Regions from separate parts of the Homo sapiens genome. Here region 1 is linked to region 2. Evidence: chromatin loops called from intact Hi-C (ENCODE). Cell type or tissue: dorsolateral prefrontal cortex. All regions are shown on one strand. Links, peaks and the distances in the headings refer to the core of each region. The heading gives the core; the rest is flanking DNA.

Evidence for each region. A loop is a pair of places that touch in the nucleus more often than their neighbours do. Peaks named below come from ENCODE experiments on the same cell type or tissue, not always from the same donor. Only the 100,000 strongest peaks of a DNase experiment are listed, where the experiment ranks them.
Region 1: a loop joins it to region 2, with 2.7 times the contacts of the local background. A loop is called at or near these places in 5 of 110 quality-filtered maps.

The regions. Positions count from the first base shown.
Region 1 is chr4:53,008,431-53,024,369 of GRCh38, forward strand. All of the region lies in intron 5 of SCFD2 (sec1 family domain containing 2), which reads right to left. Among named protein-coding and RNA genes, the nearest start is that of SCFD2-AS1, 89 kb to the left of the region's middle. RefSeq lists an enhancer at 1,279-1,518. In dorsolateral prefrontal cortex, for the core only: a CTCF peak has its summit at 7,396; a DNase peak (open chromatin) is centred at 7,375.
Region 2 is chr4:53,921,547-53,937,485 of GRCh38, forward strand. It overlaps the pseudogene LOC100129728. Among named protein-coding and RNA genes, the nearest start is that of CHIC2, 140 kb to the right of the region's middle. RefSeq lists a silencer at 8,541-8,705. In dorsolateral prefrontal cortex, for the core only: CTCF peaks have their summits at 8,619 and 8,820; a DNase peak (open chromatin) is centred at 8,615; H3K4me3 peaks cover 386 bases.

The sequences.
Region 1 (15,939 bases), core at 2,899-10,898, 910 kb before region 2:
GAAGAAACTAAAATGTGCTTGAGAGAAAGAAAACTATTCTAAGACTTAGTTTTTAAACTTATCATATTCATTTGCTCTCCCTAACGTCCAATAAATAACAACAACAACAAAACTCTTTACAATGTTGGAAGGACACTGTAGCTATGTAAACTTGCTCAGTGAGGTGGGGAAGAGAAAGGGTAAAAAGTCAGCCAGGGTCAGGGAATGGAGAGGTGCATGTATAAAACGCTCTTCAAAATAATGAAAGCTTTCTAGAGAAAAAAAAGCACAAATCTACAAAACTGTTGAACTTGAATGCTTAGCCAGGTTTTCAGAGAAAAGCTATAGAATCCAGCTGCTATTATTTTAATGGGCATGAACTGAAACTTAATAGAATGTGACTGGCCTCAAAGTTCAATAGAAGTACTTTCCAATTGTCTATAATCTCACTATCATGCAGAACGATCTGCTTGATTCAGCCAAAACTTAAATGAGTTTCTTCTATGTACTTTTCTCTTTTGATGGTGCAGAAGAGATGTGTGATCCTGACAGAACAATCTAAAGCCTGATGTGGAGATCTGGGTCTTAACAACCCCTCTAAAAGCACTGTGGGGACTCTAATGGCTTTCCTTTGGATGGTCAGCCACACCTCCCAACTACCTTTGACGAACTTGCCATCTTCCATAAATGACTGTAAATTCCTACTACTTGCAAACTATTAGTCCTCTCTCACTATCAGCCCCTTTATTATTTTCGTCCAGTATTGATTGGCTCTAGAAGTAATAAATTTCACAGTGTTGGTAGCGCTTCCTCTGTCATGGATTAACTTCCTTCCAGGGACCTTAATAATCTTAGAGTCCTATCTTCCCAGAAGCATTTTCCAAAGTCCTCATAGGCACTAAATAAACAAAGGATTACATGGTCAAATGAGTTTGGTAAATACTGGTTGAGAACCACAAAGTTAAATAAGTTTTCCTTAAGAACAACCTTTTGAGATCTTTTAATATCAAATGTAAAGGGAGAATCTACTGGAAGAACACATGGTATGCAGAGATTTTCAAACTTACTTGGCTAAAGAATACCTTTTTTTAGCAAGCACCTTGTAGGACAGATGTGCCGCTGAACATATTCTGGAATCTGGATTACAAAAGAAGAAACTGGAGTCAAAGTCTTCACAAATGATTATGGCTTTCCCTTCGTTCTCGTAATTCTGAGACTTAGTGCTGACCTTATATATAACCTCCATTTATAGACACACATAGTCTCAACCTCCATTTCTACAGACTGAAGGATCCTAACCTTCTTGTTTTTTCACTATTATGGCATCTGAGCTCTCCCACTATCACCCCCTGCTTCCCTTTATCATTTTAATTGCATTTCTCAGAACCCTGTCCAATTTGAAGCTATCTTTCTGGAGGAACAAGTTTGGAAGCAGCACACACATTCCAGGTGGGAACATGGATGGCCCTGTAAACACCTTCAGTCTGGTTTCCTGTAGCTTTCCCAAAACCCCTTGCATTTCACTGGCCTGCTGGCCTACCGGAGCTCTGTGCTCACTATACTTTCTCGGGCTGCACTGAGAGCTTGGAGCACATCACCTTCTAAGTCAAGGGCTTGTTTCATTTCCTCTCTGAGATTAGATTAGAGACCATCTTATTCTACCTCATATCCTCCACAGCATCCAGCCTCCCACATGATAACTGAGTCCTCAAAAGTCTTGCATTTGTTTTGCTGAGTTGATATTTTAGAAGTTTCTTCCCGAGTTATTATCTTGCTCTGGCCTCAAAGAAAACATATTCAACACATTTCTATAGCTTTACAAGATCTTGTTTATTCCTGACAGCTTCGCAATTACTCTACATTTACAGGTACTTTCTTCGAATTACTTAAAACTATTTTCTATGAACTGTTTCTTAGGGCTTTGTACTGCTTCTTCAAGATACGACAAAAATTTATATTCAAAACGTGACTTTTACACAATAGTAAATACATTGGCAATGACAAGAACAGTCTAGCAAACAGGTTTGTGCTTTTAGAGGCAGACACGCTAAGTTCTGCTGAATGTCAAGGCTGACTTGGGAATCCAGCTGCTTCTTACACTATAGCAATGAGGACAGAACATTCTTGGCGGAAATCCCTGTCCTTGTGGGCAAGCTGCCTTTAAACTAGACCTCCCAGTACCTGGCACAGTTCTGGGCTCACAGTAGATACTCAATAAACTTTTCTGAAACGAATAAATCATTGAATAAAGGATGAATAAGTGAACAAAGAAACATTTTGGAAGAGAAACATCTTAGGTATGGTATTGGTCACCTCTCTCAAGTGAAAGTTTTCATTCCTTTTGCTTCTTTTCCCATTTTGGGGCCGGGCTGGGGGGCGCGGTCCAGCCTCTCCAACATATGTCTTTACACTCTCAGGACGTTCCTCAGATCCCAAATACATAGCAGCAGGTAGTGTAATCAGTTATGTCCTTAGAATGGTGACAATTTAAAATTTCTGCACCTCTTTTGTTCCAGAAAATTCATGCCTTAAAAGACCAACGGCAAACTCTTCAAAATGCCTTCAGGAAATAAAGGTGACATTTGTTTCTATAGCGTACCTTGAAAAAGCATCCAGTTCAAACACTGTTCCAAAGCACTAGCTATGTCTGATTTCATATTTTACATTTGGACTTTATTTTCCCCCTAAAAAAGGCAGACATCAGAATATTATGTTTGCCAACTCATGAAACAATTGTTACTATTCTGTATTCTTTCTATGAGGATAGTATTATGAGGCTGTGCTCATAATAAAACCTTCATCCTAAATCTCTGTGCACCTTATGAATTTCACTGCATCTTTGCTTTTTTTTCCCCCCCAAAGAAGTCATTCAGGTTCCTTTAATAATACCAGTAAATAGCTCCAGCCTTCCACAGCTGCAGAGGTTTACTGTCCTGAGAGATTTTTCAGTGTTACAATTCATGCTTCCAATCAAAACAGTGACAGAGTTGACAGGATTTAGTGAGAAGAAGGACTTGATTAGGAACCAGGACACTACTGAGCAAATATTAAACAACTACAGGGAATTTCTAATATGCAGTGTTCTCTCTGTTCACAACAAAAACAAGCCAGAAACAATTTCCTGTGCTGCAGCTAAGTGAAATGGAAGTTTGTTTTTAAGGTTCCTTGTAGTGTGTTGTGTACATTTCAGCAAAGCCGATTTCACCTATGAGAGGCACTGGCTCCTTAAATAACTCCATTCTTCTCATTTCAAATAGAAACCAGCTGCACTTCTAAACTGTAACAAGAACACCTATCCAGGAGGTCAAAGCTGGAAGACACCTCACTGTGAAACGCTTCAAGCTTCTTTATCTGGGTTACAAGTTTGGTCTGCAGTGAATTGTCAGTGACAACCTGTGGCCTGGAATTTAATTCCTTGATGCCTTCATAACATTATTATTTCTTCCTCTCTAGAGGATAAACAAGTACATAATATACTATGAATTGGAGGCTGAAACCGACATTGATTGTGGGGAGAGGAAAAGGTTCTGGGAACACAAATCTGGGGATTTTTCATTGAGAATAAGTAATTTTGAAAAACCAGGTTTTAGGCTTTTTTTTTTTTTTTTTTAATAGCTTAACTCCTTCTATGGGTTAATTTGAGAGGACTCCATCCCCCTACTCCCTGCCCCACAAATTTCCAAAAACAACAGCAAGAAAGATCCTGGCAGAAGTCAAAGGGTCAATGGATCCTAAATAGTTTTCAGGTTCAAGTATGCACCATCAACAATGAGAAAAGCCCAGCCGTGTTATAATGACTCACCCCTTGACAAGAGATTCCAAACCGTGAAATCGAACAACTGCATATTTAGCCCTACGAATTGCATGGCTTACAAGTCACAGAGGGGTAAATTTGAAATAGGGAAAGGCTGGGATACCTTATTAGCATAAAATCTCTCTCTCTCTTTCTCTCTCTCTCTCTCTCTCTCACACACACACACACACACACAAAAGGCAGGGAAGTGGAGGCAGAGGCTGCACTGTGATCCTGGTCAAATAGGTTGGTCCTCTGTGAAGTGCCCATAATTCCAGAAGAACCCAGGGCTGGCTATTTGGTCCGAGGGGCCACTCTCATGGCCTGTTTGAAATAGTTCTCCTAACAGCAAGATTCAAAAAAGAATATTCTTTTCTCTCTTTATTTTTCTTTCATTCCTTTGTTCATGTAGGATAAAATTTTTACCTTTCTCTACCCCATTTCATTTTCTTAGCATTTCAGGAGAGATGAACCAGTGCTTTTCTGGTACTGCTCATCAGCATGTTCTAGCCAGTCGGCAAAAAAGGCATCTGCATTTATGGAGTTAATTGACATCTTATTAATTTTGCTCAGATTCTTTCTTTTACCTCCCTCTCCCTCTCCCCTCCTTTCTGTGTGTGTGTGTGTGTGTGTGTTTTTTTTTAAGAGAGAGAAAGCTAATGAAAACCATGTTTATATGCTCAAAGGCACAGAGGAAATTCATTACTCTGAGGAATAGCACACTCCACAAGTGAAATGAAAGTAATCTTATTTATGACAGGAAGGGGCCCTAGCTAGACTGAACTCCACCACACTTCCACTGTTACATAGAAAAGGAGCTGCAGAGCTCCTGCACCAACTCCAAATGGCGGCCTCACTGACAACAAACACATTTGCACTCTGTGTTTGAAAACTGTTAGAAGCTCCAGAAAAACAGCCATCTAATAGAGACAAGGAAACAAAATCTGCTTAGAATAGGCCATTCTTCCTTTACACCTACAGTACTTTCCCAGGACTCCTTGTGACTAAATGTTACAAAGATATCTCATCAAATCATTAGCTGATGACATTTATCAAGTACTGGTAAATACAGCTATGTTAGTTTCATAGCCTTAATTCCCTTATTAGAAGAGTTTTTCACTGTAAATTCATGGGCCCTTTCCTGTGTAAATAAATAATGGAAGAACTTAAATAATTCCTTTCACTATAAATGTCACCTTGTACCCTTGCAGACAATTCTCCCTTTCCTTCTTGAAAATTCCTTCAACTGTGAGAATATTTCCTTTTTTATTACTTGGGATTTTGCCATGTGGCTTTTTTTCCTCATTCATTCAATTAGTCAACGAAAATCATTTAGCTGTTATGTTCTAGAGGTTGGTGGGGAGATAGTCTCTACAATTTCTGTCAAAACTACTCATGAGTACTCTTCAAAATCTTAATATTATGTGAAATGTTGGCAGTAATAAGGTAGTTTTATAACATTTATTATATGGCTTCTGAGAATAACTTTTGCTGGAACGTCCTCTGAGATCATTAGGCCCATCTCCTCATTTATAGATGAGAAATCAGGCTCAAGGGCAGATCCCAGACTGTATATCTCCTTATTAAAAAATAGTTTTTTAAATTCCAAGAAGCTTCACATGTTTACCACTGAAGGAAAGGTATTATTGCTTGGATTCCGTGCAGGGGAGGGATTTTATAGTCCTCCCATCTTATGAAAAGGCTTCAGTATAAAATAAAAAGGGTCAACTAAAAAATATCTGGTATTTTGAAGTCCCATACAGAGATGCTATATGAGAGAGCAACTTGGAATTAAATTAACTAATTTGAGTTAACTCATCTTTATTAAGCCTGAGGTGCTGAGCATGTGTTGGGTCCCGGAGAAAAACAGACATACACCCTTTGCCATGTGCAGGGGATGCAGGGAGGTAAATGGGTGGACCTGTTTACATTATGGTATGGTAGGCGCTATGATGTGGAAGTGCAGAGTGCTATGAGACAGAGGAGGCTTCCTCCAGGGTGAAAGGAGTTGGTATGGAGATGGAGTGGCAGTGATTGTTCCAGGCAAAAGAAACAACTTGTATAAAAGCCTGGAAAAGAAAGTTTCAGAGTTTTTGTGAAAACAGTGTTAGTTACGCACTGAAGGGGAGGTTAGAAAGGGATTATAGTCAGAGTCTCTGATTTTCACTGGCCACACCTAAAATCCATGTGTTCCTTACTTGCCTTGTCCAAGTTGACATTTTTAAGTGTGGTATGTAACATTTATTTGTACAGTTATTCTTCCCTGTCATCCAAGACACTATTCTTAGTTTTCCTTTGCAATACACAAAGGTGATTCACTCACCTTGAGAAGGCCCTGAATTCAGCTTATTCAGCATTTATCAAGAACCTCATAGGCACAACCCTCTCCAAGTGCTGCCTCAGCCCTCTGTGTTTATAGTCCTTGTTATAGCACAGATCACATGATATTAGGGCTCCTTGGGCTCCCCCGTGAGCTCCAGGAAGGACTGTCTTAGCCACCTCCAGAACTCCAGCACAATGCCAAGCATATAACAGGAGATAAATGCTTCTTGAATAAATACACGAGCTTGGTGGGATATACCTCAATTCTTAAAACATACTTAAATGCACCTTTTGAAAAAAACAGTGTCCTACATAGCTTGCTTTGGTACAGACGGTAAGGGGACAACCAAAAAATGGTTAGAGAATCTCTATTTTGTGAAAAACGCATTAACTCAGCATTCCCTGTTATAAGGGTACATAGAAATATTTTTGAATTTATAATATCCACTAGAACGTTTTACTGGTGTAGTACTTAGTAGCAGTTGTTTTGAATAAAAACTAGACATTACAAGGTAATGATTTAGCAAAACAAACCAAAAGTCAGTGAGTCAGGAGGAGAAAAGGCACTGTGTTAAAATGACCAGCTGTATTACAGGGTCTGCTATTTGCTACATCAGTTTCTCATTAAGCAAAGCTCACTATATTTAAGGTAATTTTAACAGAGTAAATACAAAAAAACACAGTAATAAAGACTAACCATATACTTGGATGGTCAGGACACAGGCCAGGATTATGGATTTTATTCTTCTGATCCACCACAGTTGGTCCTAAAACACCTGTCATTCATCTAGTGTTACTGGGGACCTGCTATTTGCCAGGCACTGTGCTGTGCATTGAGAATACAAAGGTAAGACAGCAGCTCTGCCCTGAAGAATTTTTAGTAAGGAGTACAGGAAAATATGCAAAAAAACAAAAACAAAACCCAAAAAACAAAACGAACCTTTGGAAGAAGCAGCAGGAGAATCAGGGCAAGCTTCCCAGGAGAAGCAAAATCTCTCAAACGCACGTTGTCAGTCATCAGGCGGTTCAGATAAGACTTTGAAAACTTATCAGCACACGTCTTCCATCACTATTAGAAAAATAACTTGAGTGTACCCAACCCCAGTTTATCTTCCAAGTTGGTAACACATATCTATGTGTTCCTGGAAGCTTTGACCATATGGCATGGTCAAATAATATATTTATTAAAATATATTCTACCTTTAAAACTGATTAAGTTTGGGGAGAAGAGAAATAGCAAATTGATAAACGGTCTTCTGTAGTAACATGTTTGAGCCACAACGAGGCGCTCTGGATTCAAGAATGAGTGGGCTTCTCTTATTGTACAGTCTCTTCTCTATGAGGGGCTTTCAAAGAACAAAATGCATTTATCTAACATCAGGAAGGCCAGCAGCTCTTGTAGGAAGGCAGATGTTTGTCCTGTACAAAGTACAGATGTTTTTGACTGAAGTTCCAAAATAAATCTTATTTGTGGAAGAAGAATTAAACGAAGGCAGAAACTGCTTCTTAACAGAGGGGCTTCTAACATCTAAAATAACCATTTTCCTACACGGTCACCTGGGGTGGAGGAATAAATAAAACAAACAAGCACATAAAATTAAAATATTAACCACCAACAACAAATGATAAAAACCCTCACAAAATAAAACAAAGCTCTCAGAATAATGAGAACATTTTTGAAAGGACACGCTGCTGGAAGCAGCTCTGATAATATTCCCCTTGGTGTTGGTTTTGGAGATCCTATCCAAGGAGGAATCTTCTTTAACCTTCATGATGAACTAGCCAGTAATCTCATGTTTGTAATATTACAATCAGTAGCCATGGAAATAAAACTGATGTCACAAATTTTGCTTTTTGATTAACACTCCTGGATTGTACAGGAGCAGAAAGCAAGCAAGTCACATCTGACCTGTGCTATTTCGTTTTTAGTAGATTAAGAAAAATTAGACCAACGGTATACTGTTATAATATGAATCTTTAAAAAATCTTCAAAATCTTTATGCAGATTTTCAAAACTCCAATGCTTCAAGATTCTTCTTTAGCTAGAACTCCTGAGCTCTTTAGTCATGAGTATTCGAAATATTCTTTGTACTAGACAAAATAAATGACTCGTGCTACAGATGAGTAAGAGGCTCTAATTAGAAGACAGGTGAAAGAAAATTTATACTTCTCACTGTTTAGAACATTTAGTTTTAACTGAGCTTGTAGGGATTTTTTTAAAAACTGCTTAGAGATCTTGAAGAAATATGAATCTTTCAAGATTTCCCAAGTATTTCAGGACATTTAAAAATGATCAAGATCTGGCCAGGTGCGGTGGCTTATACCTGTAATCCCAGCACTTTGGGAGGCCAAGGCAGGCGGATCACAAGGTCAGGAGTTCGAGACCATCCTGGCTAACACAGTGAAACCCCGTTTCTACTAAAAATACAAAAAATTAGCCAGGCGTGGTGGTGCACACCTATAATCGCAGCTACTTGGGAGGCTGAGGCAGGAGAATTGCTTGAACCCAGGAGGCAGAGGTTGCAGTGAGCTGAGATTGCAACACTGCACTCCAGCCTGGGCAACAGAGCGAGACTCCGTCTCACACACACACACACACACAAAAAGAAGCAAAAGTTCTTGCCATAGTAATCATATTTGGGTGGGCACCGGTGGCTAATTATAACACAATAGGCTATTTTCTGCTTCCTAAAAATAAGGAGGACAATTATCCAGGGGTGGAGGTAGTTATGCAATGGTACCACATATTTCTTCACCCACTAGAAATAAACGTGCGAAACATTCAAATCACATATGAAAAACAAGGAGAGAGAAGATGAATAAAAACAAGTTAAATGAAAACTTACTGTGTGAAATAGTGAGGTAACTCACCCAAAGTTCTGATGCTGCTGCTATCTGTTTTATATCTGTAGTAAAGATGACAGATGAAATAGTAGGTGCAATACAGGTTTTATAAACCTAAGGAAAACATCTTAAAGTATTTGACCCAACTATGTTTTATCTTTTAAGTTTCAATTTCCATCTAGATTCCCTGAGAATATGGACTTTAAAATATCCCACATTAGTAAGATCAAGTTCTTTTAAAATTAATGTTTGGGAAAAATAATGACCAATTTGTTGTAGTATAAAGACCACTGGGTTGGGTCTGCCCAAAATCCTCTGTGACACACTTCTCATGCAGAGCCAAAATCCCCATGAAGGCAAACTAGGCCCTACCTGCACTGAGCTCTGCCACCTCTCCTTCTCCTCCCACTTGCTCATTCCACCCTCCTGGGTATTGTTCCTTGAAGAAACCCAGCAAGCCACCACTTCAGGGCCTTTGCATTTGCTATTCTGTCTACCTGGTAGGTCATTCCCCAAAGTATCCAAACGGCTCACAGCCCAGTTCTCTGTAGGTCTATACAAATGGCTCCTTAAAGTAGGGCTTCTCTTGACCATCCTATATAGAACAGCACACTGCTAAACCACTCTGTATCCATCCTGCTCTCTTTCCTTAACTCTGTTTTTCTCCAGAGCTATCATCAGCATGTGACATACTATGCGTTTGTTTGTTGTCTTCCCATACCAGAAGGTAAGCTCCATGATGGCTTACATTAGAGCTTTGTTGGTTTTATTTACTGTTTCAACCCCAGGGCTCATGATAGGGCCTGACACTCATATTTATTTAATCATTTAATTGATTTCTGTGACATTGTTGAGCAGTTAAGAAAAAGTTGATGAAAATTTGATATTGTTACAGAATAAACCAAGCATTATAAACCATCACTATCATAAATCTATTATTCACAGATTACTAAAATGGAAAAGGAATTGATAGAACATGTACACCCAGAAAAAGACAGATCTAAATCTTACGGCAAATCCAATATTGCTCCAAATAACATGATATCCGAAATAAGGCAAAAATGCAATGTTCCTGACAAGCATTGCTTGTGACGGCAATAATCCAATGTCTCACACTTCAGAGGCCAATTTCCTTCTGGTGATTTCTCTCCAATTCATCCTGAGTGGACAGAATCACTCAAGTCAGAGTGATTTATATTTAGTCAATCAATTCTATGTCAGCAGGAAAACTCCACTGGGCCCATGAAGTGCAATTTTCACGCTTGGAGTTTCCTTTATTGCTAGGCCAGACATTTCTGGGAAAGAGACCCAGCATATCAACCCTGAAGACCAAACACAACCCTCCCAAAGGATGCTTAGGACATCTAAATATAACAAAACTTACGCCAGCCTGACCTTGCTCATTAAGAACAAGACAGTGCATGTGTTCATGCAGGATGCATCAATGATGGTGTGTACGCTCTTGTTCACCTTTAGACTAAGGATAGCCATAATAAGGTTTGTTGTGATAGCCTCTCACAGTGTATACTCAAGATGGCCAGTTAGGAAGCAAAGCAGCCCGTAAAGCTATAGAGGCCCTAACATGTCCAATTTCTACTTGATAAGTAAAGAATAATAGTGTTGGAATGATTTTGGTCAGATGGGTCCTCTCATACCCAGATGATAGGAATGAACTGCAGCAAATTTCCCAGGGTGCAATGTGTTCAATAGATATTAGGAGCCTTAAAAAGGATTATAACCTTTGACCTAGTAATTCCATTTCTAAGACTTTCTCCTAAGGAAGTAATCAAAGATAAGGACAAAGATTTATGCACAAGGATGTTCAAAAGCTGGAAACAGCTGAAATGTACAAAAATAGGAAAATGCTTAAATAAAAAATAGTAAATCTTATAATACAACATTAAAAACAAACTTTTGAAAATGAATAATTTGGGAAGTACCTTTCATATAAAGATTAACTTGTATTTAAAGCCCTGTTTATGTAGGTGTATAGATAGATAGATACTTATATGTATATGCTTATGAATTGAAATAAGTTTATCAAAATATTTACAGTGACTAGATGGTGAGAATAAATTCTATTTAAAATGTTTATCTTCATACTTTTCTACCATAAATAGATATTACTTAATTTAAAATAATACCATTGGCCTGATTATAAAAGAACACTTACTACTTCAACATCAGGAGAAGAAATAAGGAGTAAAAGTTCCTCTTGGATTCAAAGGGGTTGGACAACCCTGACACTTGTAAATGTGTGATTGTATCAACGTTGTTGAAATTCTTTCCTTCTGTGAGACATATCACTTAAAAAAATCACCTCCAAACAGACTTACAAACAAACAATATATAAAGTTATGCAGCTGAGCTTCTCAGCTTCCCACCTTCATTTTCCCAGTGGGTTCTCTGGTGGTAACTTACTGAGTTAATTTAGATTAATATGGTAGGTCTTAGGTGATTACTCTGCTTTAGATCCCAAGCAATGCTAATTATTATCATAAAGGACAAGCTACTCGGAGGTTTAAAGTTCAGGCACAGAGACCTTGTCTACATTTCTGTTATCTGGCTCACCAAATTACAAGCGTCTGGTGAGTCAATATGAAAGATTCCAAACACAAAGGTCAACGCTGGGCTACTGATCTTCCTGACCCTAACTCAGAGCCAAGAATTGCAATGCAGTTTTCTCCTCCCACACTAAAACCATTAGCAACCAGCTTGTCTTGGCTGATTCTTTTCTTTTACAACTATTTTTGAATAGGTAATAGCTCTTCCGGTGCCCACATACTAAATTAGCATGTCATTTCATGACTTTTCTTCTCTGTAAAGCCTTTAATGTGTCTGTAACAGTACTGTACTTGCTAATGTTAATTCACATTAATTAGATGATGCCTTTTCAAATCAAACTATGGTCCCTCTGAAAATTCACATGATCTAGAGTGGATGTGGAAAGCCAGTTTACACACATCTTGTGAGTTAATCGGTTACTGTTTCAGAACAACTTTGCAACAGACAACTATCCAGAACCTTGTCCAGTTGTTTTTTAGAAATAATTTTCAGAGAGCCTCAAAAGGACAAAGATAGGGAAAGGTTAAGAAACTGTCAGTCTTATCATCTGTCTTTCTACATCCCCATCCAGTCAGTCACTAAATCCTAATCATTCAAATAGCTCTGGTGTTGGTATACCCTCATCGACTCCCATGACCCTATGCCTGAAACAAGTTATCCTGTGAGATGCTTTCAGATCTCAGAGACTAGATAGCTGTTCAGCACAGTCCTTTCCTTCCTGGGTACACAGTAGCCCACGTTTCCCAGCCTCCCCTGCAAATAGGAAGGATCATGTGACTGACCGAGGGTACAAATGAAATACACCACCGCCACACAGGGCAGATAAAGACTTCCCATATATAGTCCTAGGAACCATGGATTAAACAAGATGGAGCTAGGGTGCCTAGGCTGTGTTTAAATGAGAGCAAATCATGACTACCTGTTCCTGCCCTTTGATGAAAATTTGGTGTGAAGGGTCTTAATGCTAGGGTGGGTGGTTTTGGCTTCTGTTCAAGTGAAATTTTTGCCCCACATTCCTTCTTCCAGAATTGCTCCTGTGGCCACCTCATCATGTAACCCTAAACTGTGCAAGCCATCATCGAAGTGGTAGATATTTTAAAAGTGTTACATTCTTTTAGAAATGAGCTCTACCTTGACTAAGCATGTACATCTTTTAGATGACAATATACTAATAATGTGAAATTTTCAAGTAAAGCAGAAACCCATTTTAGAATGATAAGCACAAACTTATTGGGCCTTTTAATTCATGACAGAGTTGCCACATGTCTGAGGTCAAATCTAAATGACCTGAATAATTTTACATGTCCTGTGAGTTTCAACAACACAAAATTGCAATTGTTTTTAAAAATGTATCTTTAAAAGGATAACTTGAAACCCAAAACAATAAACTTCCTATTTCTAACATTTTATAGAAGAAAAACATTTTAAAGTACTTCATTTTTAATAATAGCAACTTTCAACATAATTTATTCCTGTAGGTTTAGTTTAAAACTAACAGAGATTACTAATTTTTTCTAAACTTGCAAATCATTTCCTCAACAGAAACATACTGTATGTTATGAACTTTAAAAGATACAGTGGCTACTCTCCTTTGAAGAGTTTACTGTCTAGTGGGAGAGAGGAAAATACAAATAAATAATGGCAATGCAATGCGGTATGCATTAAGTTCTCCAGGGGCGCAGCGGCAAGTCAAGGGTGAGGGTGTTGGGAAAAGCTCCTTAGAGAAGGTGACATTCGAGATCTATCAGGATTTGAAGATGTGGGAGAGAAGAAAGGAAGAGAGATGGTAGAAAAAAGCATTTCTGAACTTTTTGACTAGACTTTTTTTCCTCCAGTAAATTTATTTTAGATACTTCAGCAAAATCTTGTTTTGTTCACAGTGCCGACAGAAGAATATGTAGTTGTTCTTCTGTAGCATCCCTAACCTTGGCCCTGGAAACTGTAAGACAGAACCCAGGTGACACTCTATGATGACTGGTGCCAAGCCAGCAGATGGAAAACATTACTGAGCCAGTTCTACCCCAATGACTGGATGCCAGCATCCTGGTGTGAAAAATGAGGAGGGGGTCACAGGTCCATGTATCATAGAGCATGATGGTAAATGCCAATGGGGATGTTGTCAGGTGATTTGTGTTGTTGTCAGAAACACTTCCACTATAATTTCTTGTTCTTCAAGGCTTTGGGAATAGGGAAAATATTATCCCTGGCAAGTTGGGAAAGGAGGCTGGACTGCAAAAGGATGTCAAATGTTAACTATTGAGAGATGCATGTAAAAAGGAACAAACATGGAAAAATGTTATTTTCTCTTACTGGGGGACTTAATTTACTTTTAAATTGATAGTGACAAAGAATAAGAACACAGTATCTTTCTATTCCCCTCCACCTATAAGTCAGCCCTGAAAATATGCCTGATCCCCCATCTAGGGCCTCTAAGGTCATTGAAGGCTCACATTAAATCAGGCAGCAGTCTAAAAATAACGTGTGTTCCAATTATTCCTTTTTGCTTGCTTGGTTTTCTGAGAAATCTGTATATCTGTATTTATAGTATCATAAAGAGCTGCTTATCCTTTTCCATCTAGCAAATTGGAGGTCAGAAAATGAAGGGAAAATGCCTAATTGGGAGAATAGTCTAAGAGAGAAAGTTTAGGCCTTAGAGTTGGGAGAACTGGTTTTGGATCCCTGCTCTGCGTGGCCTTGGCAAGTTTTAAACTTTCTCCTGATCTCTAAAGAGGGGATTAATTCCTGCCAGACTACCTCACAGAGTAATTTAGAGATCAAAATAGAAATGAGATAATACTTAAGAGGCTGGTTGGTTGGCTAGAAGAAAATGCAACAAGAGTTAAGTTTTTTTCTTAATGTTAAGTAACAATAACAAAATAATAATTATAACTGTAGGGGTGTGGAGACTGACATTTTTATTCATTGCTTTATCCCTAGTGCTTGGCACAGTGCCTGGCACATAGTAAGAGTGTGAGAATTATTTATTGTATAAATGAATGAATGGGGCGCCAAGGTAAATCTATAAAGCAGTGCTTCTACAGGCATTTTGAAAACTATCCAAAAGGCTAAAAGAGCCACATTAAACCTCTTTAGTGCATCACAGGCAATTGATTTAATTTATGGTGATCATGAGTTGTTGTTATCTTCTTGAGACCTTTGTGCATAGAGAGTTTAGGAAATACTTAGACTCATGGGTACGTGGGTCTAAATGTAAAACTAGACTCCAGGGAGGAAAAGTCCTTTCCTGTGATATTACATTTAATTTTGCAGCTACATCTCATTCCTTCATTCTGATTTGAATTTGCTCCCCCAAAGATGAATATTGCTAAGATGAGGAGTTGACATCTGCAATGGGTTGTGACTCCAATTCAATGAATTCTCTATTCCAAAACTGCACTTTGGAAAACTTGGATATCAGTTTCCAAAGGTACGCTTTGGAAAAAGGAATCATGAACCCATGTGAACCTGGCCCTAAAAATATTGGTATGGCCGTAGGAGGTACCAAGAATTCAGGAGGCTTAGCCCCTACTCACAGAGTGGTGTCTGGGTGGGCAGATTGCTGTGATATTAGACCCCTTCCTCTCCTCACAATCCCAAATTCTAACTAATCTTAGTTCTCACTTTTCTTTGGCTGCTAGGAAGCTGTGTCAAATCTAGATCAATCTCATCTATATAGGACATATGAATTTTATTTCATGAATTAAAGTCCATGATTTTCTTTATCATACCTTTAGCTTCACGTTTTCTATTCTCTTTTGCCCTGGTATTATCACTGTTTTTGTAGTCTGTTTCTCTGCAAACTGCTTTGGACGTCTTTTGGAATGAGGCATAGTATTAATAAATGCAACTGCAAGTGCTAGTCTCAGAGGTTTCTAGACTGAAACCTGAAGATGGACAGTAGCTCTGTTCAGTATGAGCTCTGTCACCACTGGATGACATACTCTTACCATGTGCAGTTAATCATTTGAGGGAAAACTTCATCTCGACATTGAGAATGTGGGAGATTGGGGGTGGTGGTGGAGGGAAGCCCTACTGATGACAAGCCAGAGTTCTAGAGACACTGTAATTCAAATGAATCTGAGGCTGGCTTGGAACACAAACTCCACAGTCAGCAGCAGCCTTATTCTTGGGCATCTAGAAACAACCAACCAATGGAAACCTGCTGGTTTCAAGAAGTCTGCTTTCATTAAATTCTTGTGGCTGCGCTTCTAAAACCCTGACACCAAGTGCTAGCCATCACAAGAAAACCTGAAGACTTGAAGATTCACTTACCTCCCCAAAAAGAAGGATTCTAGGCTAACATTTGGCCCCAGAAAAAATCCAAAGAAGTGGTGGCTGGCTCAATCTTTTCTTATTTAACTCAAACTGGCTAACAAACACTGAACACCAAAGGCTTTTCATCCAGCTTGTCCCAGGTAATAGGTTGAGAGATGAGA
Region 2 (15,939 bases), core at 4,294-12,293:
TTCATTGTTTAAAATATATAAAAAATAATAAATGAAACATTTTTATACAGAAATGTTGCTTTTCCCCCCTGAAGACGTAAAATATCTACCTAGGTGGATGCTTTCTTTCAGCTGTTAAAGACATGTTGAGTGTTCCCTGCCAGGAATCGGATACCACTTTGAGTACATTTGGGCTGAAACATAAAAATATCTACAGTATTATTCTAACTGTTTCTGTGACAGTTTAAATGGCAATTGCTTTCTAGACAATTGCATTTTTCGTTCAAATACTACCACAGGAAGGCTTGCATAGATTTCAATTAGGATGATAGACCCAAAAAGGCTTTATAGGTGGCCTACTGTTAGTTCCTGAGCTCCCAGCAGGAAAGTGCCAACATAAAACCTGATATTAGGAATAGTGACAGCAATTACTAATATTTTCTAGTGCCCTGCTTCATGGCAGGTGCCAGTCTCAATAGCTTATATACATATCTCTAATCTCTATGCATATCTCTAATCTTATCAGCTCCAGGAGGCAGATGCTATTAGCCACATTTGACAGATGAGGAAATGGGCCCAGAGCTGTTAAGTGATGCTAAGTGTCTGAACCAGGGCTCCAGGCCAGGCCCATCTGGCTCCCTCCAGTTCACAGGGTATCCAACTAGCTCTTGGTCCTTGTCCCTATAACTTCTGAGACCAAAAGCAATGCATTTCAGAATGTTACCATTTGCCAGAAAGTTCTTGATATCGACTATAACGTTCATCTGCTGCAATTTATGCCTCTCTCAGGCCTCTCTCCTGCATACTGGACACTCCCCTTCCCCACTCCCACCCTTATTCTCCCACTCCCATTGGCGATCTCACAGGGTCTTCACCTTAATCCCATGGTTGTCAACCTGGGGAGTTTGGCCCCACCAAGGACATTCAGCCATATCTGGAGATACGTTTGAAGCCACCTGCGGGTGGTGGGGAGGTGTGCTACAGGCATCTAGTGGGTAGAGGCCAGGGAAGCTGCTGCACATCCTGCAGTGCACAGGACAGTCCCCGAAAGAATTATCTGGCCCAAAATGTCAATAGAGCTTAGACTGAGAAACCCTGAAAACAGAACTCTTGATTTCTGTGCCCCAAATCCGTTCTTACTCAAGTCTGTTTTCTCAGTACAAGTCACCATGACTCAAAGTTGTTTCTCAGGCCTCAAATCAAAGAGTTTGCCTAATTTGTCCCTTTCACTCATCCCTTTTTTTCACATTTAATCTCTAACTGTCACACTAAAGAAAAAGAGTTTGGCCAGGTGCAGTGACTCACACCTGTAATCCCAGCATTTTGGGAGGCTGAGGCGGGCAGATCACCTGAGGTCAGGAGTTCGAGATCAGCCTGGCCAACATGGTGAAACCCTGTCTCTACTAAAAATACAAAAATTAGCTGGGCATGGTGGTGCACGCCTATAATCCCAGCTACTTTGGAGGCTGAGGCAGGAGAATTGCATGCCATTGCACTCCAGTCTGGGTGACAGAGTAAGGATCTGTCTCCAAAAAAAAAAAAAAAAAGAAAAAGAGTTTAATTCAATGATATTTGACTCATGTTCCCCTTCTCCAACGTGGCGGTTCAGCTAACTCATTACAGTATCTACTTATTCATCCAATCAACAAATGTTTATTGAGAGACCTCTAAATGCTCAACGTCCATATCAGCTTCACTGGAACCCTGTAAAGCCTCCTAACTTTTTCAGTTTTCATGAAAATACAGTTAAGTACCAATGGGTAGTTTATTTGATCGTGTTCAAAAGATTTTGCTAAAACACTAAAATAGGCTGGGCGTGGTGGCTCACACCTGTAATCCCAGCACTTTGGGAGGCCAAGATGGGTGGGTTACTTGAGGTCAGGAGTTCGTGACCAGCCTGGCCAACATGGTGAAACCCTGTCTCTACTGAAAATACAAATATTAGCCAGGCATGGTGGTGCATGCCTGTAATCCCAGCTACTTGGGAGGCTGAAGAAGGAGAATCGCTTGAACCTGGGAGATGGAGGTTGCAGTGAGTCAAGATAGTGCCAGTGCACTCCAGCCTGGGCGACAAAGTGGGACTCTGTCTCAAAAAGAAAACACACACACTAAAATAAAGAAAAGTTTAGGCTGGGCGTGATGGCTCACGCCTGTAATCCCAACACTTAGGGAGGCCGAGGCAGGTGGATCACAAGGTCAAGAGATAGAGACCATCCTGGCCAACATGGTGAAACCCTGTCTCTACTAAAAATACAAAAATTAGCTGGGCATGGTGGCATACTTCTAAGATATTTATCCTAAGGAGACAAACTATTACAAGAAATCTTTTTTTAAATTTTTATTTCCATAGGTTTTTGGGGAACAGGTGGTATTTGGTTACAGAGATAAGTTTTTTTGTGGTGATTAGTGAGATTTTGGTGCACCCATCACCCGAGCAGTGCACACTGCACCTAATTTGTAGTCTTTTATCTCTCACCCTTTTTTTTTCTTTTCAAACTTTTGCAAAAGGTGTCCTAGTTCTTGGCAATGTTTCCCCTGGGCTCTGGTTACATCATTAACAGTTGAATCACAACTATACCCAGACAGTCACCTGGGAGAGAACTGGGAACTTCATCTGGTTTGGCGACCACTCCCTCCTCCGGCGGCAGGTATCTAGCAGCAGGATAACTGATATCGTAAAGGTGGGTTTTGATAAAGGTGGGAGTGTGCACTAGACTTGCAGAGGATCACACTTGGATTTCAACAGGATGGGGTAGAAAGATAAGAGCAATGAATTGTACTCCTTGTTTTTTTAAAAACGAACCAAAGATAGAGAGAGACACATGACAGTGTCAAAAAAAAAAACTCTCCTTTTTTATTCTAAAATCCTGTTTTCTTATTGAGTCAATTGCAGAGGTCCCTCTGTGACACTCCAGAATATAACCCCTCCCTGCCTGGAGGCCTTGCTCAGGATAACTTTTCCCGTCTGCCTGTGGCTCAGAGGTGGTTGGAGCCAGGCTGAATGGAGGGCAGGCAGGCAGCTCTGCTGATTCTTTTCCACTTGAAAGGGGGCTTGGGGACTGAGACAGCCATCATCCCTTGCCACCTCCACTGAGCCAGTCTGTTGCGGGTGGAGACTGAACTTGGACTGGCTGAGGACCTGGGTCTCCCTACACTGGCCAAACCCCACAAGCCTCTCACAGCCTGCAGCCATCCCAGCGTGTCTCTGAGCACTCTCATTCCCTCCACCCTGCCCCACACCTCCATCTTTCAGTGTCTTTGTCCTGCCATGCACCGTTCCCTCTGCTAGAAATGTCCTTCTCATCCTTTAACCCGTAATATCTGCGTATCCTTCCAGACAAAACTTCAGCCTTATCTTCTCCCAGCCATCTCTCCGAATGCCCCAGGGCAGAAGTAGCACACTTTTGTACTTCCCTCTCAGAGTGCTCAGGACACAGTCCAGTATTAAGTAATGCACACAGTGCTTCTCCCAGTAAAGTTTGAGTTCCTGGAGGGCTGGAGACATGTTTGATTTATCTTTGTCATTTCTAGGACATGAGAGGCTCTCAATAAATGTGGAATGAATTGATAACTGACTAAATAAATGACACCAGTCTGAAATTCCTAACTAAAGTTACTTAGAGATCATTTTTCCCAACCTGGTTCTCCCCTTCACTTGCTGTGTGGCCTTTGGCAAGTTACTTAACCTCTCTGTGCCTCCATTTCTTCATCTGTAAAATGCAGCTAATAGTAGAAGGATATATCTACTTTATAGGGTGGCATGAGCATCATCTGTTAGTGTAGGTAAAGTACTTAGATAAGTACCTGGCAAATAATAAGCACTCGGTAAATGTCAGAGTTTACATGCACATGCCCAGAGATGCATCTGACTCACCCCACCTCTGTCCCCACCCACACTGCTGTGAGGGTTGGCTGCTGATGGCTCTACCTGCAGCCTTTCTTTGGAGAATTACTCTCAGCCAAAGGGAGCAGCCTCACCTAAAGGGTTACTCTGTGCAGCTCATGGTCAATGACTGATGACCTACGGTACAAAAGGTTGCCCCCCTGCATCAACTTGATGACCTGGGATACAAAAGGCTGGCCCTCTGTATGGACTTGATGTCCTGGAGTACAAAAGCCTGCCCCCTGCCTTAAAGTAGCACCAACTTCTTAGGGCGAGCTGTGCTCCCAAGGTCCTCTTTGCAGCAGGCTGAAGCTAGTCTCCAACCCAGCATCCCTTCACCCTTCCCTGTCCTGCTGCCTCACTTCCTAACCCCTGAGGGCACCTCACTCAGTCGCTTGAACAGGAATACCTGTCTCAGGCTCTGACTGTAGGTAGCTTGGTTGAGACAACCACTGTCACCGTCACTATCATCAGACAGGAGGAAATGAGACCCAGAGCTGTTAACTGGTTTCTCCAAGACCCAAGGTTAGGAACACGAGTTGGAGGTAGTCAGGCATTAACTAGAAGTTCATTTGTTATTTTAGAGTAGTGCTGGTTTTTATGAGTCTCCAATGAGCCTTTTCTAAGAAACACCGACTGAATAAATTAACCAACAATCAGCTTGAAAAACACAAACTAAGTTACCTTAGGTAGGTACAGAAGGTCACGACAAAAAGGAATCAATGGGAAAGGAAAACATGACGATTACATGCCTTCGTGGGTGGTGAGGACAGCGAGGACAGCCTTTGCTGAGTCCTGATCCCCTGAGATGAGACCGAGGTCCAGGCCAAGCGGGGGACCCCTCAGGCCTGCGGCATAGGTAAGGGGTGGCAAAACGGATCACAACCATGTCCCTGCTTGCCTTTGCCTTACCATGATCCCACCTATCTAGACACACCACCCCTCAGAACTCACATCCCATGTGCCTCCACTGAGTACTCTTCAGCAATTCCCCACCACCCCCAGGACCCCCAGCTCAAAGCCATCTCCATTTGATAATCCCATGAAGGTCATCAAATGCCATCCTTGCTTAGGTCAGCCCATTACACTGGACTATGAGGGCTTTGAGGACAGGAGCTGGGACTTGGATCTTTGCCTTACCCCAGAGGGGAGGGAAATGAAGGGAAAGAGAATCTGACACACACTTGTGTTTGGTAGTTGTGAGGTAGGAATCAAGACCATGCTTCTCCTTGAGAGTGACAGCTGGGAGAAGTCCATCAACTTCAGGTTCTCCCAGCCACTGAAACTGATGAAGCCAGATTCTAATCCAAGTCAGTCCAAGCTGAAACAGACCAGGAAAAGGAAAATCAACTTCAGCAAGGCACTTAAAGACATTTGCTGTAATTAGATGGACATTTTGATGGGAAAAGAGGCTGATGGGAATGCTTTGCAGGGCTTAATGCAGGAGTTCTTGTTCTTTCTCAGTGTAAAAGTGTTTTTTTCCTTCCCTGGTTACAACACTAGCATATACTTGTGAAAAATCTGAATAACACAGAAGCGTATAAAACAGAAGATATTAGTGCCTGATATTCTCTCTCATCCTCTGCAATACCTACTGTTAAGAGTTTAAATATACTGGCTGGGCGTGGTGGCTTACCCTTGTAATCCCAGCACTTTGGGAGGTTCTTTATTTGTTAAGGACTTCAAATCCTTTGTTGTGTACAGTGCAAATATTTTTCTTCAACTTGAATATCTTTCAGTCTTCTTTATGGTATCCTCTCTTGAACAGAAGTTTAAAAAATTTTTTTCAGAGTGGTAACATTTATTAGGAAGGAGAGATTTTAGTGAGATCCCCATGTGACACACAGAAGAAACAGAAGGTAACTGTCATTTCTAAACAGGAAGGAGAGGAGGGTCTGGACTCCCAGGGGACAGGTAGTTCAGCTGGACAATGGGGGAGTATGAGATTAGGGTGGATGAAGCCACTGTTCACCACCCCTCCACTGAAGTTCAGTGGCTAAAATATTGTGACACCAGCCAGCCAGTGGAAAGCTGTCCTGCTCTCCGGCAAACATGGGATGTTGTTGGTGGCAGGAAGGAAGAATGTCACGCTATATCTTGCTGCTCCTCCGGGCTACTTTGCCGTTACTAACAGGGCTGAAGGGTCAGGTGGGCCTGCAGGTGTGTGGTTGGCCTGGCTTCGAGGGGTTCTGGTACTGGGGGGGTGGGACGGACTATGAGGGGGATGTGGGCCACTACCAGGACCCTGGTGGGTTACTAGATCCATTCCCATTCTGGCTTTCAGAGGCTGGAGAAGCAGCAGGGGGACGAGTGGTAGGCTGGGAAGCTGTAGGGTTGCTGTTGTTCTGCAGGGTTGCTGTCTTTCTGCACCACCTTGTTGGGCGCCTGCTGGTTGCTATACTCTGAGTTTGGCTCATTGAAGTTAGGAAATCAGAATAAACCATACAGAATTCTCCAGTCTTCTGTAGATCACCCCCATGGCCAGTATACTGTGTCAGACAACCTTTGAAAACTGAAGCGCACCCTTTGTTGAGCCAGACAACGTCCCCAGGCTGGATCAGATTGCCGATGTCATCACAGACGGAGATATTGAGGCTGCCCATTTTGTCTGCCACTTTGCAGGTCTGAACCTTGTGCCCCTCCTTTGTCTTGGCCTGTCTCCAGCACAATAACGATAAGCTTCAGACTCCTGAGCCTGGGCTTGATATCCTTCACAAAGGTCTCCGTCATGCAGGCAGAGCCAACCAAACCATGTTTTTGTTTGTTAGCTTGTTTCTTTTTTTTTTTTTTTTTTTTTTTTTTTTTTTTTGAGATGGTGTCCTCTCTGTCGCCCAGGCTGGAGTACAGTGGCACAATCTCGGCTCACTGCAACCTCCGCCTCCCGAGTTCAAGTGATTCTCCTGCCTCAGCCTCCCAAGTAGCTGGGATTACAAGCGTGCACCACCACACTCCACTAATTTTTGTATTTTTAGTAGAGACGGGGTTTCACCATGATGGCCAGGCTGGTCTCGAACTCCTGACCTCAAGTGATCTGCTTGCCTCGGCCTCCCAAAGTGTAATCTCAAAGTGCTTAGATTAGAGGTGTGAGCCACCACTCCCGGCCTTAAATTTTTATAATGTCAAATTTATCTAGCTTTTATGTGTTTGGGTTTTCATGTTATGCTGGAAAGACTTCTTGTTCATAAATTAACAAGATCAAGAGTTTTGGAATGGAAATTGATTCTAGCATGTGTGGACCATTATGCTGAATTTTGGTGGACACATAAATACCTTTATCAGGCAAGCTATTTTTAAACTCTGTAATTACAATTTAATAGTAGGCCAAATAATGAAAAAAAAGTATTATAGAACTAAGAGCTACATTTAATTAAAAGTGAATATCTTTTTAGGCTGAGGCGGGAGGTTGGATCACTTGAGCCCAGGAGATTGAGGCCAGCCTGGGCAACAGAGCAAGACCTGGTCTCTATAAAAAATTTTAAAATTAGCCAGGTGTGGTGTCACAGGCCTATAGTCCCAGCTACTTAGTAAGCTGAGGCAGGAGGATTGCTTGCTTCCAGGAGTTCAAACTTGTAGTGAACTATGATTGCATCATTGCACTCCAGCCTGTGTGACAGAGCAAGATCCTGTTTCAATAAATAAATAAAGGGGGGATTACATAATAGCACAAGTAACAAAAATTTCCCCCCATAATTGCATTCTTCTGAATAACCACAGTTTATATTTTACTATTTTTCTTTCCAGTCTTTTTTCTAGTCTTGTGTACTTACATATATTTTTTAAACAAAATTTGGTTCATATTCATCTGGAATGGTCTTTTTTCACTGAATATCAGATTGTGAATTTGTGGGAGGACTGAGTAACTGTTGTATACTCCATTACAAAGTCTATGATTGAAATCTAGTAGTATTTGTTAACTAGAGAAAGTCTTTTAAGATGATAAGATATATACCAAACAACCTTCTTTCTTCTTTCTAAAATGGCTCCATCCTTTGATCTTTTATCATCCACACTTATTTTGTTTTAGCGGCTTCTGTACGTAACTGTTGAGCTGTGTTATCTTGGAAAGGTTTCATGTCTACCCACTCCCTTTTCACATTTTTACCATGCCTTTCTTGAAAATCACATTTTAGTGACGCTTCTTAGTGATTTTTTTCTTCTCTCTTTTTTCTTCTTCTCTTTTTTTTTTTTTTTTTTTTTTTTGAGACAAGGTCTTGCTCTGTCACCCAGGCTGGAGTGCAGTGGCACAACCAGAGCTCACTGAAGCCTCAGACTCGTGGGCTCAAGTGATCCTCTTCCCTCAGCCTCCCAAGTAGCTGGGACTACAGGCATACACCAACAATGCCCGGCTAATTTTTCTGTTTTTTTGTAGAGACAGGGTATCACTATGTTGGCCAGGCTGGTCTCAAACTCCTGGCCTCAAGCGATCCTCCTGCTTTGGCCTCCCAAAGTACTGGGATTACAGGCATGAGACACCACGCCTGGCCCTGAGTGCCTTTGCAATGGGACACGGAGACAGCTTTTGCTTTGTGCGGCTTCAAGTTTTGTATAAATCTCAAACTATTCTATGTTCCGTGGATGTGGCCTTCCATCTCATCCCATTTCAGAGATACTCTTCATTCCACTGGATCGCTAACTTCTCCTGAGTGCCTCCTGATATGCTGGTCACACCACTGTCATCCTCCATTTCCTGACAAATCCAACAACTGCTGAGCCAGAACAGCCACGTGAGCTGAATTGTGCCTGGTGGTCACAGTAGAACCACAGATAATGCAGCTAGATGGCGCTCACATCCACACATTTCTGAGGAATTAGGCGGCAATGTTCAAGATGTTTTACATTAGTTCCCAGCCTTGAGTTTACAGTCTTGGGAGAGGAGGACCAGTATACTTAGGCACATGAAATATCTGCAAAGTAATGCTAATATATGCATTTTCCAAATGAAACTAACATAAAATGAGTACAGCATGTTGGTTGCTCCTCTAAGCCCTAAACTGTCCTCCCAGCACCCCTACGACACAGGTACAGTACAATTACATCTTTCCTTTAAGAGGAGGCACTAATAGATTTAGTAGTTTTCCCAAGGCCACAGGGGCAGAGGCATAAGTCAACCCAGGTAGCTCGCTCCAAAGCCACACTTAATCACAATGAACTGGCTCAAGAAAAAGGAGAATAGAATGACATCAAACCAACAGTGGTGACCTGCGGGGAGTCAGGTGTGCTGGGAGACTACACTATTTACTTTCCACACAAAGCTCTGTATTGTTGAAAATTCTGTCCCCAGGCATAAACTGTCATGCTTTTAAATTCAATACTTTTTATAAGAATAATATAAGAGCATAAAATACTACTCAACTGTGGTCAAAGGCTAATTCAGGAATTGTGGGTTTTGAAGCTTGTTTATGGAGGAAGGAGACTCTAAGGATAAGAATTCAAAATAGAAATACAAAATTACATATAAAAGTAAATATTTATGGCCAGGTGCACTGGTTCACACCTGTAATCCCAGCACTTTGGGAGGCCGATGCAGGAGGCTTGCTTGAGCTCAGGAGTTCAAGACCAGTCTGTGCAACATAGTGATACCCCATCTCTACAAAAAAGTTAGAAAAACTAGCTGGGTGTGGGATAGTCCTAGCTAGCTGGGAGGCTGAGGTGGGAGGATCACTTGAGCCCAGGTGTTGGAGGCTACAGTGGGCTATGATTGCACCACTGCTCTCCAGCCTGGGCTGCAGGGGGAGACCCTGTCTCAGAAAAAGAGTGAAAGTTTATTTAGATTGAAATATGAAATCGTAACAAATTACACATTTTTGCTCTTTTTTTTTTTTTTTTTTTTTGAGATAAGATCTCACTGTGTCACCCAGGCTGGAGCACAGTGGCACTATCATGGCTCAATGCAACCTCCACCTCCCAGGCTCAAGTGATCCTCCCACCTCAGCTTCCCAAGTAGCTGGGACCACAGGCACCCACCACCATAACTGGCTGATTTTTGTATTTTTTGTAGAGGCAGGGTTTTGCCATGTTGCCCAGGCTGGTCTCAAACTCCTGAGCTGAAGAGATCCACCCACCTCTGCTTCCATAAGGGCTGAGATTACAGGCGTGAGCCACCGTGCCCGGCCACACATTTTTGAAAAGTGACAAACACCACAAATATAACAAAATCCTGAAAAATGACATAACCTCTACAATATTTTTTCCTATTCTTTGGCTGCATACTTTTCATATGATCATCTCGTCACATAACAACTGTGCAATATCATTTTCATGTAAAGAAGACAAAGCAATTCAAATGCATTTTAAAATGCCATTATGTTGGATAGAGCTACATAATTGTTTAATTGAATTCTCCCTCTGCTGTGTACAATAACTTATGGATGAATATGCTTGGGAGCTTTGTGACAAGAACACTTAGGGTGCTTTGCTGTGATTTTAGTGCTTTTGAATGTTTTTTTGTCTGGTGTTGCCAGGTTTCATCAGGACAAGTTATATCAGATATGCTAAGACTGACTCAATATGTTGGTAGACATAAAATGCAGTTTGGCATGCATAAAAATGATACTTCACAGTTTATAGTATTGCTACAGCTTTGTGCTCTACAAACACGAGAATTCTAATCAATTCTATTTTGCATTGATTTCTACTTTAAAAGTATGATAGTATGGTGCATTATAATTGTATATACCACATTTCTGAGTATTTTCCTGAAGATAATTTCTGTCTTGACTAGACATCAATGAGAACCAAATATTTCACTCATAATTGTGTACAGCTGATGATTGAAAGAACATTCCACAGATTAGCTTCTCATTCTGCACATTTTAACTCTTGCTTCTTCTTCACTCCCACATGCTTCCAGTGTCAGGCATCATAGGAAACATTTAAATCATAATAAGACCCATGATGCCACAGAGCATGCACTGAGCAAGAGGGTTCCTGGAAGCCTAGAATACCCAAGAATAACCAACAATTTCTCGACTCTACATGGAAGTGTGAACCATATATATAGATCCCACTCGACCAAAACAAATAAATCTCCAACTCAACTTCTCCTTAGCTGGATTCCCCAAAATGCTCATGCCTCTCCATCACCACACAACTCCTCAAGGGAAAAGTGACGCAGGGGCAAACAGAGTCAACAGCATCCTTAGCTTATGACAGTTAAAATCTTACTTTTACATTTTTACCAAAAGCATGTGACCATGTGAACCCAAGCAAAGGTGCTTCTGGGATCTTGGAAGTCATTCTTATAACTAGCAGGTCCTAAAGCTTAAGCTCCTTTCTAGAAAATCTACTCTGATTGTGGTGAAGACGACCATTGCAACAAGAGCCACGCTCACGGAGAAAGCAGTGCGTACTGGAGTTGTCAAGAAAAACTTCTTGTAGGAGACAGGCACTGAGCAAGGCCTTAAGTCATTGGTAGGATCCAACAAACAGAGGAATAGGATGGGAGTCTAAGCCACAAAGTTTCTGCATCTGCCAAAAAGTAGATATGCATGTATGTGGATGTAAAACGTGTTTTCCTGCCAATGAAAACATTTTTCCGTCACTGGCTTAGAGCTACCTAATAAGAGCCAATGGCAATACATTTACACATCACTAAAGAATGAGAAGTGAACTTTCTTCCCGGTCCCCTCTCCCCATCACCATCAGCAAATAATCACTCCCAAGCCAAGATTAACCAGAGCTGCAGGCATTTGGCACACATGTGGTCCCCATCCACCTCTTCCAACCTGGGATCCAAAAACCCTGGATTTACACCCCAGGCAAAAGAGAGACTGGCCTGAGACTAAGTCTTCGGTGGTAGATGCAGGAAGCAAAGCCTGGTGGATGCCAGTCCAATCAGCGTGAGGAAGGAAGATTCATGCCCAGTTCTCACCCCTCTTTCGCTTGAATATATTTTGTGCCATTACCTGCAGGAAAGGGGGAAGGGAAGGAATGTTTCCCGCCAGAGGCAGCAGCTGTCCCCTCATTTGGAAGACTCTGAGTTGATTTTGGCCATGTCCTTCTGCCTGTTTCTTTAACATGCTGCATTAAGCCTCAGCTTTGCTCCTCTTGCTCCTGAATTCTGTTTTGAAATATCAGAGAAATGCTCCCAGGAGGACTTTGAATGTGAGCACTCTTTATAGGCTATTTTAAGGAGCTCCCAGCTCAGGCCAGGGTCAGGCAACAACAGCTAAACCCAAACTCATCAGCACCATGGTCTACCCAGGAAAGCACAAAGACTCAAATGTCACTGAGTTCACCACCATTCGTTTAGCACCTACTGTATGCCGGGAGTGCTCTTAGAAATTAGGGTGATAATCCTAAACCAAAAGAACAAAGCTGGAGGCATCATGCTACCTGACTTCAAACTATACTACAAGGTTACAGTAACCAAAACAGCATGGTACTGGTACCAAAACAGAGATATAGACCAATGGAACAGAACAGAGCCCTCAGAAATAATGCTGCATATCTACAACTATCTGATCTTTGACAAACCTGACAAAAACAAGAAATGGGGAAAGGATTCCCCATTTAATAAGTGGTGCTGGGAAAACTGGCTAGCCATATGTAGAAAGCTGAAATTGGATCCCTTCCTTATGCCGTATACAAAAATTAATTGAAGATGGATTAAAGACTTAAATGTTAGACCTAAAACCATAAAAACCCTAGAAGAAAACCTAGGCAATACCATTCAGGACATAGGCATGGACAAGGACTTCATGGCTAAAATACCAAAAGCAATGGCAACAAAAGCCAAAATTGACAAATGGGATCTAATTAAACTAAAGAGCTTCTGCACAGCAAAAGAAACTACCATCAGAGTGAACAGGCAACCTACAGAATGGGAGAAAATTTTTGCAATCTACTCATCTGACAAAGGGCTAATATCCAGAATCTACAATGAACTCAAACACATTTACAAGAAAAAAACAAACAACCCCATCAAAAAGTGGGCAAAGGATATGAACAGACACTTCTCAAAAGAAGACATTTATGCAGGCAACAGACACGTGAACAAATGCTTATCATCACTGGCCATCAGAGAAATGCAAATCAAAACCACAGGGAGATACCATCTCACACCAGTTAGAATGGCGACCATTAAAAAGTCAGGAAACAACAGGTGCTGGAGAGGATGTGGAGAAATAGGAACAATTTTACACTGTTGGTGGGACTGTAAACTAGTTCAACCATTGTGGAAGTTATTGTGGCAATTCCTCTGGGATCTAGAACTAGAAATACCATTTGACCCAGCCATCCCATTACTGGGTATATACCCAAAGGATTATAAATCATGCTGGTATAAAGACACACGCACACGTATGTTTATTGCGGCACTATTCACAATAGCAAAGACTTGGAACCAACCCAAATGTCCAACAATGATAGACTGGATTAAGAAAATGTGGCAGATATACACCATGGAATACTATGCAGCCATAAAAAATGATGAGTTCATGTCCTTTGTAGGGACATGGATGAAGCTGGAAACCATCATTCTCAGCTAACTGTCGTGAGGACAAAAAACCAAACCCACATGTTCTCACTCAAAGGTGGGAATTGAACAATGAGAACACATGGACACAGGAAGGGGAACATCACACACCGGGGCCTGTTGTGGGGTGGGGGGAGGGGGGAGGGATAGCATTAGGAGATATACCTAATGTTAAATTATGAGTTAATGGGTGCAGCACACCAACATTGCACGTGTGTGCATATGTAACAAACCTGCAGGTTGTGCACATGTACCCTAAAACTTAAAGTATAATAATAAAAAAAGAAATTAGGGTGATGGAGTAGCTTAGGGTTCCCCAACTCCTCCTTTCTTTGCAGATCATAAATGTGATTACCCTCTTTTGGTTTCCCCTAAGTTTATGTTTAATAAGCTTGTAATTTGTCTTTTTCCCACATTCCCCATCAACTCTAGAATTCAGCCGGCTTAGTTCCCAGGTCATCCTCAGCTGGGTGGGGGTGGTGATTGCTCACTTGTGACAAAGCATCCTGGCGCTGATTGACTGGCTCAGTGTGGGGTGTGAATGGGGTCCTGAACACGGGCAAACGGAAAGAGATGGTTAAGAAACCATTAACAAGTGCCAAGTCAAATTCATTTCAGAATATAGTTAAAGTAGGAATCTAAAGTGCTATCTTTGCAGACAGACAAAACCCTTGATTGAATAATTCTTGCCTTCCCCTCCCTTTGCAATGATCACATAATCCATATTGAATTATTGTGTACCTTTAGATCCACGTCCAGCTCTCTAGCCAGTCTCACGGTCTTCATCTTTATTGTGCCAAAATCACATGGCTTTAACTTGCAGGGTTGGATAATTTCTTCTAAATTCCACCTGCTTCCCTATACCCCCTTACCCACTCCCTTGACCTTTTCTGGAAGATAAGAACAAGTTGAGGAACTTGCATTTTACATAGGAAAGCAATGTTTATGGCCCTGAAATAAGGGGCATGCTCACAGCCAGTATTCAAAATGTCTTGTTGAAATAAGCTCAAATACAATATAAAGATATTACCAACCAGCTTCTCTATGAATTACTCACTGCTCTACAAAAATGTTTCCAACTTTCCCAACACACACACACACAAATCTCTACTGTTGCACAATCCTGCTTGTATTTTTCAGATTGGCTTGATTAAAACTGTGTGAAGTAAAATTCAACCTGTTGACCTCACTCAAGATACCTGGAAATGAAAAGTTGGCCATCTGAGTCATTGGTTTTATTTTATTTTGGGGGGGAAAATAAGGTGGGAGTGTAAATATCATTAGATAAAGTTTCCAGAAATTTAAAGCCATGAAGGAGAGAGATCAACTGGGATTTAGGGATTATTTATTTATTTATTTATTTTGAGACAGAGTCTTGTTCTGTCACCCAGGCTGGAGTGCAGTGGTGCGATCTCGGCTCATTGCAACCTCCATCTCCCAGGTTCAAGTGATTGTCCTGCCTCAGCCTTCTGAGTAGCTGGGACTACAGATGTGTAGCACCAGACCAGGCTAATTTTTGTATTTTTAGTAGAGGGGTTTCGCCATGTTGACCAGGCTGGTCTCAAACTCCTGACCTCAGGTGATCCACCCGCCTCGGCCTCCCAAAGTGCTGGGATTAAAGGCATGAGCCACCAAGCCCGATCTTTTTTTTTAATTAAAATTAAAATTTTTTAAATTCTAAATTTTTGAGTTTAGAAGCACAAAAATATATTCTGTATAATAAGCTCACTTATGAACTTATTATATTTGGCATTTCCACAGATGTGAAAGTTTAACTTAAGAGGACAAGGCTTCTCCCATCCTTATGTGGGTTGAGAGCCAAGAAAACCCCTAAAACTCAGTCTTTTCTAATCAAACTTTTCTGATTAAAAAAAAAACTCTAAAATTAAGATGATTCCCAATGATCCAATTTAATTCTGGATCTTTTTCACAATAGGGGACCCTTTGTCAGCTGTGACATAAACCAGTCTATTTCCAGCCTGAGCCATCTATGCTGCCTCCTTAAGAGTGAAGCCTGCCTACACTTTGAGAAGCTGAATACAAACTGAAGGTAACTGAGGGATCTCTGGGACCTCTGAAATCCTGGATAACTTTCTCTAAGGCTGGTTTGTGATTGGAGAAAGGGTACAAATGGTGCTTGCCCCAGCAGTGTGTCTCAAACATTGAGATGCAGTAGAATCGTCTATTGAATTAGACTGACCTGGAGTGGAGCCCAAGTGAGGAACTTTTTTTTTTTTGAGACAGAGCCTTGCTCTGTCACCCAGGCTGGAGGGTAGTGGCAAGATCTTGGCTCACTGCAACCTCTGCCTCCTGGGTTCAAGTGATTCTCCTGCCTCAGTCTACTGAGTAACTGGGATTACAGGTGCACCACCATACCTGGCTAATTTTTTATATTTTTAGTAGAGGTGGAGTTTCACCATGTTGAACAGGCTGGTCTTGAACTTGTGACCTCAAGTGATCCACCTGCCTCAGCCTCCCAATGTGCTGGTATTACAGGTGTGAGACAGTGTGCCCAGCCCCAGGTGGGGGAATTCTAACAGATTCCCTGGATGCCCCCAAGTCTAAGAAGCCCCTACTACATTACAGCCTCCTCCAAGGCAGA